2 separate regions of the Homo sapiens genome follow, and region 2 is linked to region 1. The links are chromatin loops, found by intact Hi-C in ENCODE. Cell type or tissue: mammary epithelial cell. All regions are shown on one strand. Each heading gives the region's core, and the rest is flanking DNA. Links, peaks and the distances in the headings are about the cores only.

Region 1 (10,262 bases), core at 1,994-6,993:
TCTTCTCTTTTACCTTTCTTCTCTTTTGCTCCTGTCTCTTTTCACTTCTCTTTGTTTTCTAATTTATCTTTATAAGAAAAAGTTAGTGTGTGAAAGCGCCAACATGAAATACCAGCTACAGGAAGTATTTTAAACAATTTAATTTAAAACCAAGGGCTTGAAGTTTGAATTTACCCTGCAAAGAAGAAATAAGTGAAAAAGTAATCTCATATCAAACAAGATTTAGGTTGTTGGATGGCAACACTGATTTCGACACCAATGCTTAGCAAATAGTAAAGCTAATTTTATTTATACCATTTGAAGGGGCAAAGATAACTCTGAATATATAACAGCTTATAGAGCACAAATGGAAAAGGCCCTTTAACTTTAAATGTATAACAGTATTCTCTCAAAAAGGCATTAAGATATTGCTTTGGCCATGTGCAGTGGCTCACACCTGTAATCCTAACATTTTGGAGGCTGAGGCAGGAGGATCATTTAAGGCTAGGAGTTTGAGACCAATCTGGGCAACATGGAGGGACTCCAATCTCTACAAAAAATTTAAAAATCAGCCAGGCATAATGGCGTGTACCTGCAGTCCTAACTACTCAGGAGGCTGAGGTGGGAGGATCACTTGAGCTCAGGAGTTTGAGGTTACAGTGAGCTAGGCATGACAGCACCAGTGCGCTTCAGCCTGGGCAGAGAATGAATGGGACCCTATCTCTTGAAAAACAACAACAAAAAAAGAAAAGAAAAGATACTGCCTTAGTAGTAGAGGTAAATGTAGAGAGTAAAAATAATTTTTTTGTAGCCCTTACTGATCATTTAGTCCACTTCTAATTTTTTATTACAAAAATTCTGCCAAAGTATTCTGGCATGTTATTAAGAGAATACATATTTACTTCTAGTTAAGACTTTACTGTTCTAACATTTTAAGAAAATATTTTCTATGAGACTTATAATAACCAAGACTTAATTTAAAAACAAAAAAAAACTTACTGCTAATGTACATTTTAAAACTCTCTATTTTAGACATTTATGTCTGTGTCACCATTTACTGGAAAATGCTAATAATATTCTAAGAGACAAGTCCTGCTTCTGACTGTGTAAATGTGCTGAAATATTAGTGAGGATATGATTTCTCACACTTTGGCCTTTTGATGAAACGCCTTTCCAAAACCAGTGTGTCATCTTATCCTACAATTTCACACATCAGCTGCCAGGGTATCTACCCTGAGAGCCCAGTTTCACATTGCACTAATGAGTCAACACCTGTTAAGAGTGGAGAAATCTGAACCTTGTTAGCGATTGTGAAGCCTCTTGGGAGCTGGGATGCTGAGCATTGTCATACTCACCGTCAAAATGTCTGTGCTAAGGACCCTGGCAGCGGCCGTGATGAAGTCCCCCACCAGCATTGAGAAGCCAGGAAAACCCAGGGAGAAAAAGCGGGGTGGACAGTGCCTTATGATCGTATTTAAGATATCCTAAAAGGGAAGATAAGAAAAAACACAATCGTAATGTTCAAACACAAAATTCCAAAGTAGTGTTTGTAGTGGTACATATGACCACTGTATAATAATCCAAGAGAGCACAGATTACAGAAAATTTTCAGTGAAAGGGATATTGGAAACAGAGTTACTCCAAGGATTACTGTACCCATTTTAAAGGTAAGATTGGAGACCCCAAGCTGTAAGATGAATTATCCAAAATCTAAATCATGGCTCTGAGACTAGACATTTCATCTGTCTTCCGTGTAAAGGTAGGCTCCTTGGACAAGCTACAGGAGTAATGAGGTAAATATGTAATTAAAACCTTCAAATATCTATCACTAAAACAAATGTCCTGTCTTTAGCTTTCAATTGGCCACAGTTAAAGCACAGTTACATTAAAATATCTTAAAGTAGGCAAAGACATGGAAAATTTCACTCTTCAGATAGTTTTACGTGTTCAGAAATGGGAATATGCAGAGTGCTAAGGTGACGTTGTAATCAGTGAAATGCTAAGGTCAGGGAAACAGCATGGCTCTGAGTATATGTGTGATCTCAGTGCAAGTACAAAGTGCAACAGTAGCCTTTTGCACAGAGTGCAGTGTGAAGAGCATCATCTGCCCCAGACATCTTGTGTTCCTGTGTGTGTAATGGCCTCTCATTGATGGCTGGATGGCCCCTCACCCCCCAGCTCTGGTCTGAAGCAGATATCTAATTCTTGCCTGTGGCAGATCAGGGGTCCACCACTGGACAGCATTCATGCCATCCATGGCCAGGCCACATCTCTGAAGCCATCTGTGCAAGCGTGTTTGTGTGTGTGTGTGTGTAACAGGAATTAGTAAGAAAACCACAAACCACAAACTTATGCAGCTGTTGGCCATGTACATTAATCAAAACACACACTGAAGTACAGTCGTGTCGCTTTATGATGAGGATACATTCTAAGAAATGTGCTGTTAGGCAATCTATGATCATCTTGTGAACATCATAGAGTGACTTACACAAACCTAGATGGTAGATGCCTACTACACATCCAGGATACAAATGTGCACAACATGTTACTATACCGAATAGTGTAGGCAATTGTAACACAATGGAAATTGTCTGCATATCAAACCACATCTAGCACAGAAAAGGTTCAGTAAAAACACAGCACTATAATCTTATAGGACCACCATCATATATGTGGTCTGCCACTGACTGAAATGTTACATGACTATACTATAGTAACGTGACTTATAGTTATACAACCTATTATAGTCTCAATATAAGAGTAAGAAGCAAAATCTCCACACACACACACACACACACACACAAAATCCTAGTTTCTTTTCTTAGATTTCAGTATGGTTATCTAAAAAATCCTTAAAAATAATCCTGATTTAATTCTATCAGTATCACATTAGAGCAAAGCAGTAGTAACATGCTAAATTCTAACATGTTCAGTCTGTCATAATAAAAATTACCTCATTTAACAACTTATCTTCCTAAAAAACTTTGTATGTGTTCACAAACCATTTTTCCTAAGACTTTTTTTTCTTTACATGGGTCTTAGTTTCTACAAATCTTGATATTTACATTCTTAAAATTACTGTATAATGCTTAATTCAGTAGAGTTCACATATGGTAAATAGTTTAGCAAGTACTAATTTAAAGTTTTAGCATTTCAGCAGACTTTTTTCCTACATCAGAAATAAACAGATAAATAGATAAGTGAAAAAGGAAGGAAGGAAGAAAAAAAAACATGAACCATGCTTCTTCCAGGTTAATGTTTAAGCCTGCTTTAATCACGTCCTTTGATACACTTTAAGGTCCATATCAGTCAAGGCAAACATTCTAAGGGACCGAGCAGATGGATGCTGCAGTTTAGAAAGTGTGTGGTAAACTCAGGATCCAAGAGTGGAACAAAAGATCCACCTTTTTCATAATTAAGCCTCTGATTAATGCCCTAGGCTCCTCAGCACACACCTGTAATTACTCACAGAGGTACTCATTGTGCTGGGACTTGTCTCGGAATATCAGGCATCAAGCTATCCGGCAGCAGATGGAAGCACATTTCTGTTGACATATGTTGCAATGAAAGGATTCGTGCAAACCTGGCTAGCAAGGTAGCAGAATGCCATGCATTTGAAGATTAATAATGCAAACAACCATGATGTTAACTTTGTTATGCTTGTGTTAATTCCATCTGTTGAGATGTGGAACTAAACCTTGAAGCTTGTGGGCTTTAAAAATCTTTAGCACATACTTGAATCAAATAAGCCCCTTTTCACCACTGGAATTTAGAGTTTTAATTAAAAAATGCTTTTCTAGGCTAAATTTATGGGAATTATGAACTAAATCCTTTAACAAGCTAATACCACAATTTGTAAATGAATCCATTTTGCATTGTAAGATTTGTATGTGTAAAGGCAACAATCTGTAAAATGGGGCATTCAAAAAATATGACTAAGTTGCTATACTGATGCTAAAGACAGCAGATAGGCATGTAGCTGAGATAAAGTCACATGGCTCCCTCACCCCCTGGACCTCAGCCAATCACTTCAACGGAACCTGCTACTATGAGCAAGAAGGTTGGAAAGAGAGGGCAAAATAACAGATGGCTAGCCTACCCTACCCTGCCACCCACGTAAGACAGCGCCCTGAGGAGACACAGCGCCTGTGTGAAGTCGCCAAAGACAGCACTGGGGGAGGGTAAATGGGGGGGTTAAAGAGGGAACTATATGACCAGTCAGCCAAATTATGGCCATATGCCTGCTTCCGTTGCTTCTCCACACTGAAGTGGAACAACTCGAAGACTGTATCTTTGTGATAACATTTTAAAATTAGGAATAACCACGTGGTACTCAAAGAAGAGCCGCTGCATATTCTCAATAGTGGGACATCCACAAAATGCCCCACTCATTTCTAACTCAGTAGAATCCTTCTTTCACCATCCCCACCATACATTAAGACACAGCTATAACAGAAGTCTTTGAAAAATATAATAAAAATCTGAAACCTTCCTCACAGCCTCCAGGGCTTTATATATACATGGGAAAGAATGATGCTCTCAGACATGAGTCATTCATGTGCAATCCTCATGCCTTTTGCCATCTCCCTGTCCAAAGTGAACATTACTTGCCTAACAGGTTTTTCAAAGTGACTCATGTTTTAATTTTTTTATTTCCATAGGTTTTTGGGGAACAGGCGCTATTTGGTCAGATGAGTAAGTTCTTTAGTGGTGATTTGTGAGATTTTGATGCACCCATCACCCAAGCAGTAAGCACTATACCCAATTTGTAGTCTTTTATCCCTCATCCCCTTCCACCCTTTCCCCCAAGTCCCCAAAGTCCACTGTATTATTCTTATGCCTCTGCGTACTCAGAACTTAGCTCCCACTTATGAGTGAGAACATACAATGTTTGGTTTTCCATTCCCGAGTTACTTCGCTTAGAATAATGGCCCAATTATTCTGAAAAATTTATGTGTATCCTTTCTCATAAGTAAAAAGTAACTCAAGTAATACAATGACAGTAATCAATGCTGCTAAATTTTTGCTAAAAATACCATCCTCTGATGAAGACTCTGGGTCTGAGAGCAGCTCTCCTTGTTGAATATAAGCACAGAATGCAATGTCAGGGTGGTGTGAAAGAATAACTTCTCTCAACTCCAGCTGGCCTACCTAACAGTATCACAAGGACCTGCAGAGAGGAGGAAAGGGGCCATCCTTTCTACTGTGTGATTCAATGCTATTCAGCGCTGCCTCCACTGAGATGGCTAGTGAGAAACGGCCCTGCACTCTGACGTGGTGAAAAGAACTCTAGAACTTGAGCCATGAGGCCTAGGTCCAAAGCCTTGTGTGACTGTGGGCAGATCATGTCATACCCAGAGCTTCATGCTTCTCTTCCGTAAAATGAAATGATACTCCCTTACGGAGCTGTATGTAATGGGATAGGAGATAAGAACATATGCCTTTGTAAAATGAAAAGAGCCATAAAGAAGTAAGTAGAATAGCAAGTAAATAATTATTTTTCAAAAAGAGAAGGACTCTGAAGAGTTTTACTTTGTAAAATTTACTTTATAGGTGTAGTTTGTATAATTCAGTGAACTATTATTTTGCTGATCTACAGAAAGAATAGTTTAAGACATTTCAAAGGTGGCACACAAACAAGCCTCTTAGATCGCACATTACCCCAGAAATTCAAAAGCTCTAGAAATTAGTGCTTTCAAGCAACACCCTTAACAAAGCTTTACGGCAATTAGCCATAGTGTTTTACAAGGCAAATACTGAAAGAAAAACAGGAAAATTATCATTTTAGATTTTCTAGGATTCATTTTTCTAAGGAGTTCTAGAACTTAATACAAAGAAGTTCAAGTTAGTTTTATAGCAAGAATTAGTTTCTTTTTCACACGTTAAATAGACTAAACCACAAACTAAACAATAGGCTCAATGATATATGGAATCTAAAATAAAATGAGGTTTATTCTTGAGAGTTGAACATATGACACGTAGACAAAGATCTTTCACAAGCTTTTGTTCAAAGAAATTAAAATTCATCCTGCAAAATGTTGCAATATAGTGAACAGATCACCAAACTAGTATTTTTCTCTTGCTCTGGTTAAAAGTCCAAGTGAATACTATACACTGAGTGTGAAAAGATCACTAAGATGATAATTGTGAATCTGTAGCTTATCAAAAGATTCTGGTTATGAGAAAGTAACTGGTGAGAACATCTGTCTCTTATCACTGATCTTGCAAAAAATCAGGTAATTCAAATAGAGGCGTGTTGTTTCCTCTCCTCCAAAGCACAGTTCTATAAACACAAACCATATTCAGCCTGGTAAATGAATCGCTTTAATTGAATGCTATGTACACAGTAACTGGAAAAACCATAAGTGATAAGAAAAACATATGGTGATGGCAACAGAAATTGGTTTATTCATTTTGCATAGTGTTGTTTCTTTCGTTCCCTTATAATTGACCTTTAGAGCGATAAATGTGTAAAATAATTTTGTTTATTATGGCTCCAAACCTTCCAACAATTACACAAAATGAAAATTTAAAAGGAAGGATTCGTTCTGGAAGCATTTCCATTGTTTACATAATTGCACAGCTATAATTTAGTGCTCATGTTGTTATGGAAAATAAAAAAGGGCGATTACAGGCCATTTCAATTCAAAATATTGCACAGTGGTGTCAAAATGGGGGAAAATGTTCACTTTAAAGCAGTTTAAAATGGTTTAACCCTAAAAACAAAAACATTTCAACATAGCATTCTATAAAACACAAATGTTCAAGAAGTAGCCATCCTCCAAACCATATTAGAAATGTTGCAACTGTACTTTCACACCAATTACATATATATTATTCACTTAATATTTGCTCAGGGCCCAGCAGATGATGGTTGTAACACAATAGCCAGCCATCTGTCTCCCTGCCTTTCCTTCGTGGACTTGCGCCTGCTTCTCAAGAGCAAACAGATCCAGTTATTCCACCTAAAGTCACTCCGTCCCTCCACGAGGCCAGACACAATCATCAAGAAATAAAATCTGCATATGAAAAATCACTCAATTCCTCATTTAACTTTTTACTTAAAGAAAACTAAACACTACACAGTTAGATGAATTCATCACTGTTTTTTAGAGAAGATGCCTGTCTTTTACCTAGGAAATTCTATAGGAAGCTCTTTTATTTGGTAAAGAGGGGAAGGTTGGGATCTGTTTATCCCAGTAATCTGGCTAACAAAAAGATATGATTCATTCTATACTTGGATAATTAATTATAAAAAATGTGAATGCAGAGGAATACATTCATACTATATATGAATATAATTTAAACTTTAACAATGGAGAAGACAGCCACGATCCTGCAGTACTTGTGGACATATTTTTAAGTATTAGTTATTGCCCACCTGCTGAAGTTCAGAAATGCTGAGTGACGAGAAATTTTTAGTTACCAGAAGACCAGATTTGAAGAGACCTCAAAGCTCCAAGGCCTGATTCTCTCATTTCTGCTAGTGGGTCTCTGCTCCTTCAGCTTAGGGCACAAGGACATACTTTACATACTACAAGCTGCTACCTGGCTTCTGATGATTAAAAAATAAATCAAATCAACACGGCCCTTTAAAAACAAAACAAAACAAAACAAAACAAAACAAAAAACACAGCAGAGCACGGCGCCAATACTTCATTTCCAGAAAAGTCACTGAGAATAAGACAGCAGGACAAAGCTGAAAATTACTTTCATGACTGGGGCCAAATATGTGGTATGTGCTTTACATTATGTGTTAAAATGGTTAACTTGGTACATCTGTCTGGGAAAAAAGCAGAGATTTTAACAAGTGTTGTACACAATGTGACTTCTTAGAGTACAACTATGTTATGAAAGCCAGGAGAAATATTACAGGACAGAGTAATTGGGTTCTGCACCTGGAGAATCAAAATTGCCTAGTGGCAGGGCATGGTGGCTCATACCTATAATTCTAGCACTTTAGGAAGCCAAGGCGGGAGGATCACTTGAGCCCAGGAGTTCAAAACCAGCCTGGGTGACATATCAAGACGCTGCCTCTACAAAAAATAAAAAAATTAGCCAGGTGTGGTGGTACACTCCTGTGGTCCTGGCTACTTGGGAAGATGAGATGGGAGGATCGCTTGAGCCTGGGACATCAAGGCTGCAATGAGCTGTAATTGTAAGACTGCATTCCAGCCCAGGCAACAGAGAGCGAATCTATCTTAAAAAAAAACAAAACAAAACAAAACACAATACCTAGAACTTCTCACCAGCAGAACTGCCATGAAGAAGACACTGAATGTCCTTGACAGCAGCATGCTTTAGGGAATGGGAAACATGCAACAAACTCCTGAGGCCACAGGAGCTGTTCTGAGCATTTGCACAGCATCAAGATTTCAGGAGTGACAGAACAAGTGGACAGATGGCAGAAAAAGGCACTGTGATGCTCAAGCCCAAAAGGAGAACCTTGAATATTTTTTATAACTGCTTATCTACAAAGAAAAACTTGGCTGGCCTTTAAACAGATGAAGATGGACTGTTCTGCTTCAGAAAATGTGGTATATAGATTTACTTATTTAAGGAACAATGTACATGAATTTTATTTTATAATGAAGTTGATAACTCACTAATCTGTCTAAACTGCCTCCTTCTCTTGGTAACAGCTTCAAGATATATATTCATATATAATGAAATTCACCCTATAAAGTGTACAATTCAGTAGTTTTTAGTGTATTCACAGAATTGTGCAACCGTAGCCACTATTTAATTTGGGAGCATTTTCATTACCTCAAAATGAAGCCTATACCAAAATGAAGCAACTATTTCCCATTTCTCATATACCCAGTAACTGGCAACTACTAGTCTACTTTCTGTCTCCATGAATCTGCCTACCCTGGATATTTCAGCATATGGAATCTTACTATATATATGGCATTTTGTGTATGGTTTCTTTTACTTAACATGTTTTCAAGGTTCATCCACGTTGTGGCACATAATACTTTATTCCTTCTTAGTTAATAATACTTAATTCCTTCAAATTAATATTCCATTGTATTGATACATGATGTTTTGTTCGTCTTTTCATCAGTTGATGGGCATTTAAGCTGTTTCTACCTTTTGGTGACTGGTTTTGATATGAATTTCTCTGGTGAATAATGATGCTGAGTATCTTTTCATGTTCTTCTTGGCCATTTTTATATCTTCTCTGGAGAAGTTTAAGTCTATGTCTTTCACCCATTTTTTATTTGGGCTGTCTTTTTGTTGCTAAGTTATAAGACTTCTTTAATTTTTTAAATTTTCATTTCTTTGTTTATTTTTGAGACTAGGTTATAAGGCTGGCTAATTTTCATATTTTTGGTAGAGGTGGGGTTTCACCATGTTGTCCAGGCAGGTCTCAAATCCCTGGCCTCAAGCAATCCACCTGTATCAGCCTCCAAACGTGTTGGGATAACAGGCATGAGCCACCGTGCCTGGCTGTGTAAGACTTCTTTATATATTCTAGATACTAGGCCCTAATCAGATATATAATTTCAAATATTTTGTGAGTTGTATTTTCACTTGCTTGATAGCATCTTTTGAAGCACAAAAGATTTTAATTTTGATGAATGATAATTTATCCATTTTTCTTCTGTTGCTTGCATATTTGGTTTCATATCTAAAAGTTTATTGGCAAATTCAAGGTCATGGAGACTTAGTCCTTTCCTTTCTAAGAGTTTTACCATTTTAGCTCTCATATTTAGGACACAGAACCATTTTGAGTTAATTTGTGTATATGGTGTGAGGTAGGGGTCCAACTTCATCCATTTGCATGAGAGTATCCAGTTGTCCCAGCATCACCTGTTGAATTGACTATTCTTTTCCGACTGAATTGTCTTTGCACCCTTGTCAAAACATCAGCTGACTATGGGCTTACGAGTTTACTTCTAGACTCTTAATTCTATTCCATTGATCTATATGTTTAACCTTTCACCAGGACCACACTGTTTGGATTACTCTAGCTTTTTAGGAACTTTTGAAATAGGAAACTAGTAATTCTCTAATTTTGTTCCTTTTCTAGATGGCTTTGGTTATTCAAGATTCCCTCCAATTCCATGTGAAATTTAGGATCAGCTTTTCCATTTCTGCAAAAACCACCATTGAAATTTTGATAGGGATTGTATGGAATCTACATGTCAGTTTGGGGAGTACTGCTATCTTAATAATATTAAGTCTTCTGATCCACGGATATTTTTCCATTTATTTAGGTAGTTTTTAAAGTCCTACAGCAAGGTTTGCAGTTTTCAGTGCAAGTCTTGGGTTAAATT
Region 2 (10,262 bases), core at 2,726-7,725, 85 kb before region 1:
TCTACAGTGCTTGCCACGGCTATACCGATGTTGGTTGCAGGAAGAACACAGAAGCATGGCCACCCTGATTTACCATGGCACATGTGGCAGGGTCTGGGCCCTGAGATGTTCTTCTAGTTGGGGCTGGGAGAACGAGCGAGGGGCCAGGCCCTCCTCTACACTGCTGCATCCATCAGCTCAACCGTTCATTCATTCTTCAGTCTCATATTTATATATACTTCATTCCATACATCCTTACAATAATCTGTCTTGGAGGGATTATTTTCCTCATTTTAGAGTAAGGAAACTGACAGAGGTAAAGTATTCAAAGCCAAAAACTAAGTTATTATTTAATTTAAACTAACATCAAAACCCAAGGTCTGAGGTCAGCTATGACATGTTACCTGCTAAGCTGGGCATGACAATAAACAAGATACACTTTAAAATTTATCTGGCACTTGTAGTAAAATTGCTGCCATGAAGGAAAGAGAATATCCCCAAACTCTTCTGTGCAAGAACTCTTCTCACTGAGAACCAAGACTTGACCATAAGGGTCCAGTGTTATGGTGTCAGTTACACGGCCCAACATGAGACGTAGAAAAAGGTTTTACATTGCTTTATGTTTCCCCTAAATTAAAAAACAAACAAAACATGTTTACTATCCTACTGAGTTATTGTCAGGGGCATTTTAGTTAAACAATTGGTCTACATAACAAACCCACTGAGGAAACTGGCGGTTCAGCTCGTGCACACATATGGGCATACCAGCTCTGACAGCACACAGCAGCTCTGGAACTCCAAAGCATGACTGACCTGCTACCTTATTGAATCTTGATGACCTAAAAAAGTGATCACTGGGCAAATTAATCCAGAGAGAAGGAGTGTGGAATCAGAGTCTGGAAATTTATGTCAGAGAAAGCCAATATAAGTTAAAAGGAAAGCGCATCTCATCCCAATCTGAGCTGAAACCCACACTTAGGCTAAAATTCTACAAAAAATGGGGTGGTTTATGTGAAGTGCTTTCCTTAGTCAAATTTTCTGCAAAAATTATATGCATTTGACAAAATTATAGAGCATAAGTACAAAACCAATCTGTTTCTTTTTATTCAAATAATTTAGATGTTGTTTTCTGATGTAGTCTTCTGATGTGCATATGTCATTATAAGCAAAGAATGTTTATCCTGTTAAAGAGGCATACATTCTATTTTTCTAAATCAATGAGTAAACGGTATTTCTGAGACATTCTAAAGAGGCTCTTCTTTTTATAGGGGTTAAAAATTATATGAAAATACTCCTTAAATTTAAAACTAACTTACATTTTTACTGATATTCTTATTAAAATTGGTTTCTTTGGAGTATAAATTCAATTTAACTGAGTTCAATTTTTTTAATTTCAAAAGTGGGAAGAAAACACACATCACAGCTAAGCCGAACTCTCAGCAGGCAAATGTAATGTGATGACAGTTGCCATCTTCTGGGAGAAAGCTATGGCTCTTGGATGTTAAAGGCAGAGCATGATAGTAAGCAGCAGCAGCTCTCTCCATCAGCTCTACGCCTTCTTTAAATTCCACTGAGGATGGCAGTTTGGATGGAGACCCCAAAATCTATTCTGTCCATCTGTTTTATTATTCTTAGAACAACTGTCAAAAGTTGCCCAGGGATCAAGTTGCAAACATACTAATTTGCCTTTGAAAAGTAGGCCCTGGGGGAATTCTGGAACTCTGCTTATAAATTCAGAATCCCATCAGCCAGCAAGCCTGCCCTACCCTTTGTGGAGGTATGAGACTTTGCACTTCCAGGCATACATCTGCCTCAAAGCCGGGATGCACTGATATACTCACATCCCACTTCATAGGCAAATGAAGGGAGAACCAAAGGGACTTGGCATCTTAAGGGCTGGCTTGTTCCATGACAAGCAGACCCTGAGGTTTCAGGAGGCAGCCCCTTCATTGGTGTTGGATTAAGGACCAAAGCTTTGTGCTGGAGAGTTTAAACAAGTGGACAAGGCAGAGGGACAACATATTCTGTGCTCTTTTATATCCTAGGACCAAAGAGGAAGATTGAAGACCGAAATAAAGCATTAGAAAAAATAAGCTAAGGAAAGATAAAAATCATAAGCCACTAAACATTGTAGCATTTCATTTTTGTGATTCTGATGAAAAGAGTTACAAAAAGACCATCTGAACATACAGAATATCAGGTGTAGGTTTTCTAAGGAATAATGAGAAATCACCCAAGAGTTGGCTATTTAAAATATTGTGGCATTTTGGGGACATGCTATCCTACTAGAAACGAAAGCAGCTGTGCACTTCTCAAGTTGAATGTGTTAAAGCCATGTGCAAAACACAATGTAAACATTAAAGTGCATCTGGACTCCCTAGGGCTGGCACACGGGACACCTGATCATCACGGAGGAGAAAAGGGAGTGGGCACCAGCACAGAACCCTGCAGTATCCTTCCTTCCTCCACCCTGGCCCCAATGGTCTCTATCTAAGGCTTTCAAAGCACAGGGCCTCAGAAATGTATCTGAAGCACAAAATTCAAAGTACCCCTTTTAGAGTGTGGTAAAATTCCTCAGTAGTAAAACAGAAAGGACACCCTTTCAAGGCTAACATGATGGCATTTGGGTCGTACTCACCCCTAGATTACCAAAAAAGTATTCTGCTTTCATTAAAAAATTTACTTGAGTGTGTTGCAAATTACTCCAGCACGGAAACCTGCTGGGAGCTCACTGTATACGCCAGGGCAGACTCTGCACAGAAGGGACCACCATTTGGACTTGCCTGCTTTGTCCTTCTTTGGCTTTGCAGCGTCTCTTATTCTAATAAGGTATGTATTATCCTTTTTAGAGATTTGAATAACAGAAAGTCTCACTTTCAAAATATTGCTTATAATCCCAGAGTCCACTAAACGTTCTGTGGATGCTGTTTATGGCATTCTGTTCCTTTCAACATGGGACTGATAATTAGTAAACTGAAATTTGATTAATGTTGGATTAAGAGGTTCTGATGTCTCACTGCAATGTGTTATTTCAGTCTGTGGGCACCAGAAGAGATTGTCTTTAGGAAACTTGTTCCCTTCCCTTTCCAGAATAGGAGGATGGGCTTAAAACCCTGACTTTTTTTTTTTTTGTTAAAGAATTCAGTTTGTAGTCAACAGTTTATAATGTAGGATTCAGTTTTTTTTTTTTCTGTCTCACTGTTTTTTGTTTGTTTTCTCACTTTGAAGCTGGGGCCAATGAATTAACTATTTAAGAGAGAACAAAATAAACCTGAAATAAAAGTCTTCTTCCAAAAATGCCAAGGGTGGGCCTTCCTGGTTGAGTAAGTGATTTGGCATGGATAAACGGTTCAGACAGCTTTAGATCTCACCAGGCTTTGTACCCGCTTTTGATAATATTAAGAACTCCTCTGAAAACAAAGGAGCCGTGTGATATAAGTATCAAAGCCTATGAAAATGACTAGATAATATTTAAAGGGAAAATTAATAAATTTAGACTACTTTGTGCTTTTTTAAATTATGATTTTTATTAGGATTCATTAGGATTATAAAAAGTCTTGTAATGGCCAGACTTTTTTCTATGCTTCATGGCCAGAAGATTCCATGTCTCTTCCTTGCCTGTGTTTTAAAATTTATAATCTTGTTTGCCTACTGCTGAAAAGTGTGGAAGAATCAGGAATAATGGCTCCCTTTGAAGCTCTGTCATTCCCAAAGTAACCATCTGAATGCTAAAGAAATATTGTCATTTATGGAATGACCTTTTGCTCTTTGAATACTCAGACATTAATAAATGTTAAATGCTTAGCAATCCTAGCAGCACTATGAAAAAGGTAAGTTGGGTCAGCAAATACCCTCTTGCATGCTTTTGATATGATGACCATTTCCACTTTTCTAACAGCTTTCTAATAGCAAAAATGTATTTGGGAACAACAGTGGAATTTGTGTCATCATGACCAAATGATTACGGTGCAAACCCGAGATTCTTCTGGGGCCCAGCAGGCTTCTGGTCCCTATGGAAACGAAACCTCAGATATTGTCCTCCACTCAGCTGGAGGACGAAGCGCCAGGAGGCTTTTGTGCTTGGTGAGATTTCTTCCACAACCTTCCCGCAACAGACCCTAGTGCTTCCTCCAGACTCTTTTCTAATTGAGATGCAAATTAATCTCTCTGGCTGATTACACTTCCCTTAAAGCTACTGACAAATGCAGCTGTAACCAGAGTTTGCGGACTTTCCAACAAGTGACTTCAGCTGTCAGTATTTGCATGCTCAGCCAAGGCCCGCCCGCTCCCAGTCTCAGAGCCATGGAGAGCTTCCTTTAGGCATTACAAGCCTGTTTTATTTATGTGTATACAATTTACATACAATTAAGAGTTAAAAACAAAAAACCACAACTAGGTCCCTAGGATTTATAAATGGACTCTGACAATGAAATTAGGCCTTTTCAGACACTTCTTTCTGACCCAGGTCTAGAGAGTCACTCCTTTCTCAGGAGGCCAAGGCTTTGATGGTACATTTCCCTCCCACTTCCTTCTTGTCTGCAAGGTTTCTGACTTTAACAATGTTTGAATTCAATCTCTCTTTCAAAAACCAACTAAATAAACTAATGGCTCTAAGAAAATGGGATCACTTCCTTTATAGTGATCTCAATAAGATTCTGTTAATTTAAAATCAAATATGAAGTTACCATTCTAATTGCCAAGATTTCCATATAAATGTGCTTCAACAACTTAGGGGTGATAATGTTAGAATGATTATTTAGAGCACAATAAAAATATGCACAAAACACCCAGTAAGAAGAAAAAAACACAAAAACCAATTTTTCGGTAAAAATTATTTGCTTCCTCTTGAATCCTATCTATTTTTGAGTTCCTACTATGTGTCAGGTGCTATTTTAAGTGTTCAGGATCCAGCTGTAAACTAAACATTCAAAAATGGAAAAGAGAGAGTTAATGTATATTTATATACATACATATGCATACATATTCTATTCCTAAGGCTATATTTCACCTTAGGCAATTAAGGCCTTCAATTTTGAAAAAGTATCATTTTATAAAATATGATTTACTTTTGGCTTCTGTTTTCCAAAATGTTTCTTACCAAATTACTCTCCAGCTTCTTCCCTCCCCCCGCAGGCCTTCACACACACACACACACACACACACACACACACACACACACACACACACTCTCTCATACTAGGGGACAGCAGCAGAATGGACACAAGGCCCCCACTGGGAAAGCCAGCACTGTGGCAAGAGTGCCACATCTGAGACAGAGGATAGAGGAGGTTCAGGCTGGCAAGGAGTGAGTCAGAGCAGAGACGACTATGGGAGGGTGAGGGGTCCTTGGCACAGGAGGGCCTCAAGGGCAGTGTGAAGGGTGGGGTATAGCAGAGTGGCTGAGAGGAGACTCCCAGGTTAGGGGTCATCCCAGTGGGAAGCAGCACGCTCCCTATGATGGTTGGTAGTGAGATGCAGTGACCCACTGGGGATGGAGCTGAGAGAGGGGGGAAAGAGAGAAAGAAGGAAGAATGAGGCTGTTCCTGATATTCCCCTAGGGGGAGCATCAGCCTGGTTTCTCCACAGGCTGTGAGGTTGAGAATAACTTCTGAAGGGATGGTCTTTTTTCTAACAGTGAGATGTCACTCTATAGCAAAAATAGCAGAGTGTACCACCTTCTCTCGAGATTTCTCCTGCACCTTCGCACTTCTCACGGGCCTCATTTCCATGCACCAAGAGTGGAGGGCAGCTCCTACCCCAGGGAACCAGCCTTTCACACAGAAGAGGACCTTCTGCAAGGCACTGAATGAACAGCATTCTACCAGCCTTTATTTTAATACCCACAATGGTAAAAAAGTAAATATTTCCTGAGGCCTAACTCCACAGTTAGGTGGTTCCATTTTTACAACAGAGGTTTGAAACTCCAGTATCTGCAAGGGCCAGGCTGATAATATACAACAATTGCAGGTAACGTTTGCTGGGCTTTCACCAAGGAACAGGCACTGTTTTACCTGCTTGGCCCATTAGCCCTCTCACCAACTCAGAGAGACCAAATGGTGGGTGCCATGGTGGTGGTGCCTGGCACCAGGCCTCAGCACTGGGGAGACACCAGGAGGGACTGTGGTGACCGTGACAGCACATATTCTGTGGAGAGACTGCTGTCAGTAGAAGGAAGGCCCCATAGGGTCAGATATTCTGATTCTTCAGGAGAAGTCAAAAGTCTAGATTTTTTAAAAATGCAAACTCTCCCAATTTTTCAGCATGGCTGACAAACTCAATTTTTAGTTTAGTTTTTTGGTAATGTGAGGAGGACAACTGCAGTTAAAACAAAGCCCATCTGTGGGCTGGATTTGGTGTGCTGGCAGCTGGTCTGCCCACTCTGGTTTTTGAATGTTTGACTTGACACTGAGATAAAGCTGCTTCCTGGTTGCTTCTATTCACTGGTCACAGTTCTGCAGACTGCCATCCTCTTTTAATACCTCTCAGACTCCTGAAACAATTACTTCTTGGTTTTAATGGCTCTCCATTTGGTTACAATTTCTCTGGATTGGCTCTGGGTTGGTCGAGGTCCCTTTTAAAATGTGGCCCCAGGGCTGCACACCACCTTTGGATGCTCCCTGAGGCTGCAGGAGCACAGGCCGTAGTTCCTGTGACTGGACCTCATGTTTCCTATGCAGAGGTCTCAAGAGAATGCTGGTGTGGCTGGCTGTTGCATCACTCTCATCTCTCATCTCCAATCTGTGGCCAACCGAAATCCTCAGACATTGTTCACAATGACTGCTATGAAACCACATCACTCTCACCCTGTACTCAGGCAGCTGATTATCCAAAGCCCAGTACATAACGTTACATTTTGCCCTCTTAAACCTCATCTTGCTGGCTTGGGCCTGGAAGTCTCTCATCTGTTGAGATAATCCTAATGTGTGACTTTGCATCGTGTCAAATTAGTTAACCCTCTCAGCTTTCTGACAAATGGTGGCTTGATAAACATGTTTTAGACCTTTATGAAAGTTACTGAAAAAACTGCTGACTGGAAGACGGGTTAACAGCAAAGCTGTGGCATCGAAACCATACAAGACACACAAAGCTTCTTGCTGACTGGTGCCCATGAATTAATGTATTTTAGATTTGGTCACAGTGAAATCACCCAACTCTCAGGGGCCCATATTTCTCTCTTATACCTGCCAGATGATAGTATTTTATTTTATATTTTACCAAAATCAAGATGTATATGCTTCCTCTAATCTCCGAAAATAGTAATCTTATAAAACACACAGTAAGTGTGTTCCGGATACTTTGTCAACATATTCATTTCTGAAGGCTCACAGGCTATTTAGTAACCTAGTCTAATAATTTTACAAAGGATCCATGCAACATTCCAAAATTCATCCTTTAATCCTTTTTGAAAACAAAATATTTTCCTGTTTCCAATTTTGGGTACATCCTTTATTCTACATGATTTCTAAAAAAATATTTCTTGTGGTTCTGAGATTATTTGTTCTACAGCCAGATACACGTGGCCCTGCAGTCTGGAGCTTAGGTGCAAGAGCCATTGATTGATTGATTGATTGATTGATTGATTGTATTCTTAGCGACTTGAGTTTTAATTTATCCACTTAGGCACTTCTCTGTCCCTTCCCATTTGAAGGAGATGTGATAGAGAAGACGGAAGTCATTCAGATACTGGCTAACAGTGCCCACCTGCTAATTTACAGAGTCAAGAGCTCCTCTTTGAATCTTGATGTGAGTATTTTAACTATGAACGCATCAGAGAACGCAACCTTGTGCAGCTATATTGGTTGCTCCTCCAGGCCTCCCCTTTTTCTTTCTCAGAGGAATAATTTTAAGTTTTTAATAAAAATCCCCTTATTAAAAATCTCTAATTCCTCATTCCCTTTTACAGTCTCAGCCCACCCAGGGGAATATGCTATTTCTTCCTCTGAACTCTTCTTTTTGTAAGGTGCTTCCCAAGTGTCTAGGGTACAGGTCTACCAACATTTTTTTCCCATTCTTCTTCTTCTTTTTTCCCTCCCATTCTTATACAAACTCTACTGAAAGCTCATTACTTTTTGCAACGTCCAACGTCAAAAATCCATTCCTTCAAATTACTAAGAAATGGATCCAAAACAAAAATAGTAGTGCCTCTTGTTTGCATCTCTCAGAAGAGAGATGAGATTGTCTGCCAGCCAGGAATTTATCAAACACATGTCACCTTTGGTTGAATGTATGTCAGAGCTGATATCAAGTAGTAGAAATCCCCACTACAGCTATATTTTGCTTTGGGCCTGTTTAGAAATTTGGATTAGAAAAGCATGGCCATCCCTCCCATCTGGGGGTATAACTCCATTCTGGCTGCCGCTCTTCAATGCAGCCCCTCTCCCCATGCATTTTTCATTCACAGGCACGTGTTGACCTCACTCAGGAGTGTTTCTTTGTGGTGCTGCTACTATCTGATATGTTTTAACATCTTACCTTGCAGTAATTCAGTTCTAGGTCCTCTTATACCCAATCCTCCAGGTGAAGACTTGAGTCTGCTAGAACCAGTCATGAATAAAACCACCCAGTAGGATGTCTCTTTCTTGGCCAGTCTGCTGAAACTAACCCTTCATTTCTCTCTTTCCTGCTTTTCTGTGAAACCATTCTCTCCTATTCCCGTCTTTCTTTATCTCTGCCCCCTCCTTTCAAGCCATTTCTTCAAATGGCCCAGAGAGTTCTGTCTGCGATTCTGTTCTCATACCACCAAGAGACCACCGTTCTATTCTTCTCATTCTCTCCACACCCCCACAAATCTAGCAGGTCCCACACTGACTTAGTCCACCTCCTTTACCTAGATATCCAATCCATCATCCCTGCCACTGCCTTCGACGAGACCCCTGCTCTCTCTCAGAACCCCGTCCATGGCCCCTTAAATGTTTCCATCACCTCCATCCTGTGTGTGTGTGTGTGTGTGTTTGTGTGTGTGTGTGTGTGTGTGTGTGTATTCTATACTCTGCCATATGGAAGCATCTGTCATTCTCAAATGTGATAATATGATGTGCTCTTTCAAAGCCTGGTCCATGAACAAACATTGGCCCCTCATTTGGAGTATCTTCACATTTCTATTCCTAGCGGCAACGACTGTGCCTGGCACATGGCAGGGGCACTGTAAATGTTGACGAATGCTAACTGGTGCTGCCCGGCAAAATAGAACACATGGTACCATTTGACTTATTTTCTGAAATGTATGGAGATGAATGGAAAAAATAAAGATCTGTCCAGGAAAAAGAACCAAAGATCCCACTGAACAAGAAAGAAACAAGGTTGTTATAGCTTTAGGGAGAGGAGTCATTTTTGAAGATGTGAAAATTCGTAGCAGAATTTAGCAATGAGATTCCAAAGTCATGGGTCTAAGAGGGGACACTCTGGTACTATCAAACACATATGTTAACTGAAAATGAAAGTACATTTCACTTGTGAAAGAATGAGATACAAAATTATTTTTTCTTAGGCAGCCCAGTTCTCTCCATCAAATGCTGATAGTTACAGCGAGTAGAGATGGTGAATGCCATTGAGACTATTGTTCTATTGAAGTGGACGTTTATTTTAAAAAGCCACCATCTGTTTGATTCAGGGTGAACTCCTCCTAACGGGCACACTGCATATTGTGTGGCAACCTTTTCCCTGAAACAAGTTATTTGATGAGAAGAATGAAAACCTTGGCTCAAATGGTTGTGGAAACGTCTATCAGTTGACCACGGTTTGATTTTGGAATCTTTAGTCGGCTTGGGAATGGTAAACATAACATGTGGCAAGCTTCCCATTTACAACCCTCTAGGCACAGGAATAGGCTCTTTGATTGCCCATGAGGGATAGAAAAAGCAGATGGCAGGTGAGTTGGCCCTCATCACTCAGAAAAGCAGTGGCCACAAGATGAAGGCTCCACTTGACAAATTTGATTTAGCCTGCAGAGGACATCACAGGAGAACCCAGGAGGGACAAAGGGGCTGCGATGAACCGTTCCTGAGGGTGCTTTCCAAAGATACCCCTACTGTGCTTACATTTTTTTTTAATCATATAAGACAATGGTATTTTTCAGTCTTCTATGTGCCTTTGCTGCAGAGTTCCAACTGTTAACTCAGCCAAGGGCTCCCAAATAAGAACTGCTTTGATATTGATTCTAACTGCATTTACTTCTCAAAAAGACCCCCAAAGGGAAAATTTGCTCCAGCAATGCCCCCATCCTTAGCTTAATTAGAAATGTTTCATTTTCTTAAACATAGCGAACAAAATTAATATGTAACTGC

Evidence for each region. Peaks named below come from ENCODE experiments on the same cell type or tissue, not always from the same donor. Only the 100,000 strongest peaks of a DNase experiment are listed, where the experiment ranks them.
Region 2: a loop joins it to region 1, with 3.0 times the contacts of the local background. A loop is called at or near these places in 1 of 110 quality-filtered maps.

The regions. Positions count from the first base shown.
Region 1 is chr20:20,545,370-20,555,631 of GRCh38, forward strand. It overlaps RALGAPA2 (Ral GTPase activating protein catalytic subunit alpha 2), which reads right to left. Exons shown (of 40, transcript NM_020343.4): 24 at 1,335-1,463. Among named protein-coding and RNA genes, the nearest start is that of RALGAPA2, 160 kb to the right of the region's middle. RefSeq lists an enhancer at 2,251-2,380. In mammary epithelial cell, for the core only: no CTCF peak of the experiment used is centred there; DNase peaks (open chromatin) are centred at 2,352, 3,482, 4,022 and 4,542; H3K4me3 peaks cover 246 bases; H3K27ac peaks cover 3,015 bases.
Region 2 is chr20:20,460,033-20,470,294 of GRCh38, forward strand. The region is part of intron 37 of RALGAPA2 (Ral GTPase activating protein catalytic subunit alpha 2); the gene reads right to left. Among named protein-coding and RNA genes, the nearest start is that of INSM1, 97 kb to the left of the region's middle. RefSeq lists an enhancer at 3,937-3,986. In mammary epithelial cell, for the core only: a CTCF peak has its summit at 5,543; no DNase peak of the experiment used is centred there.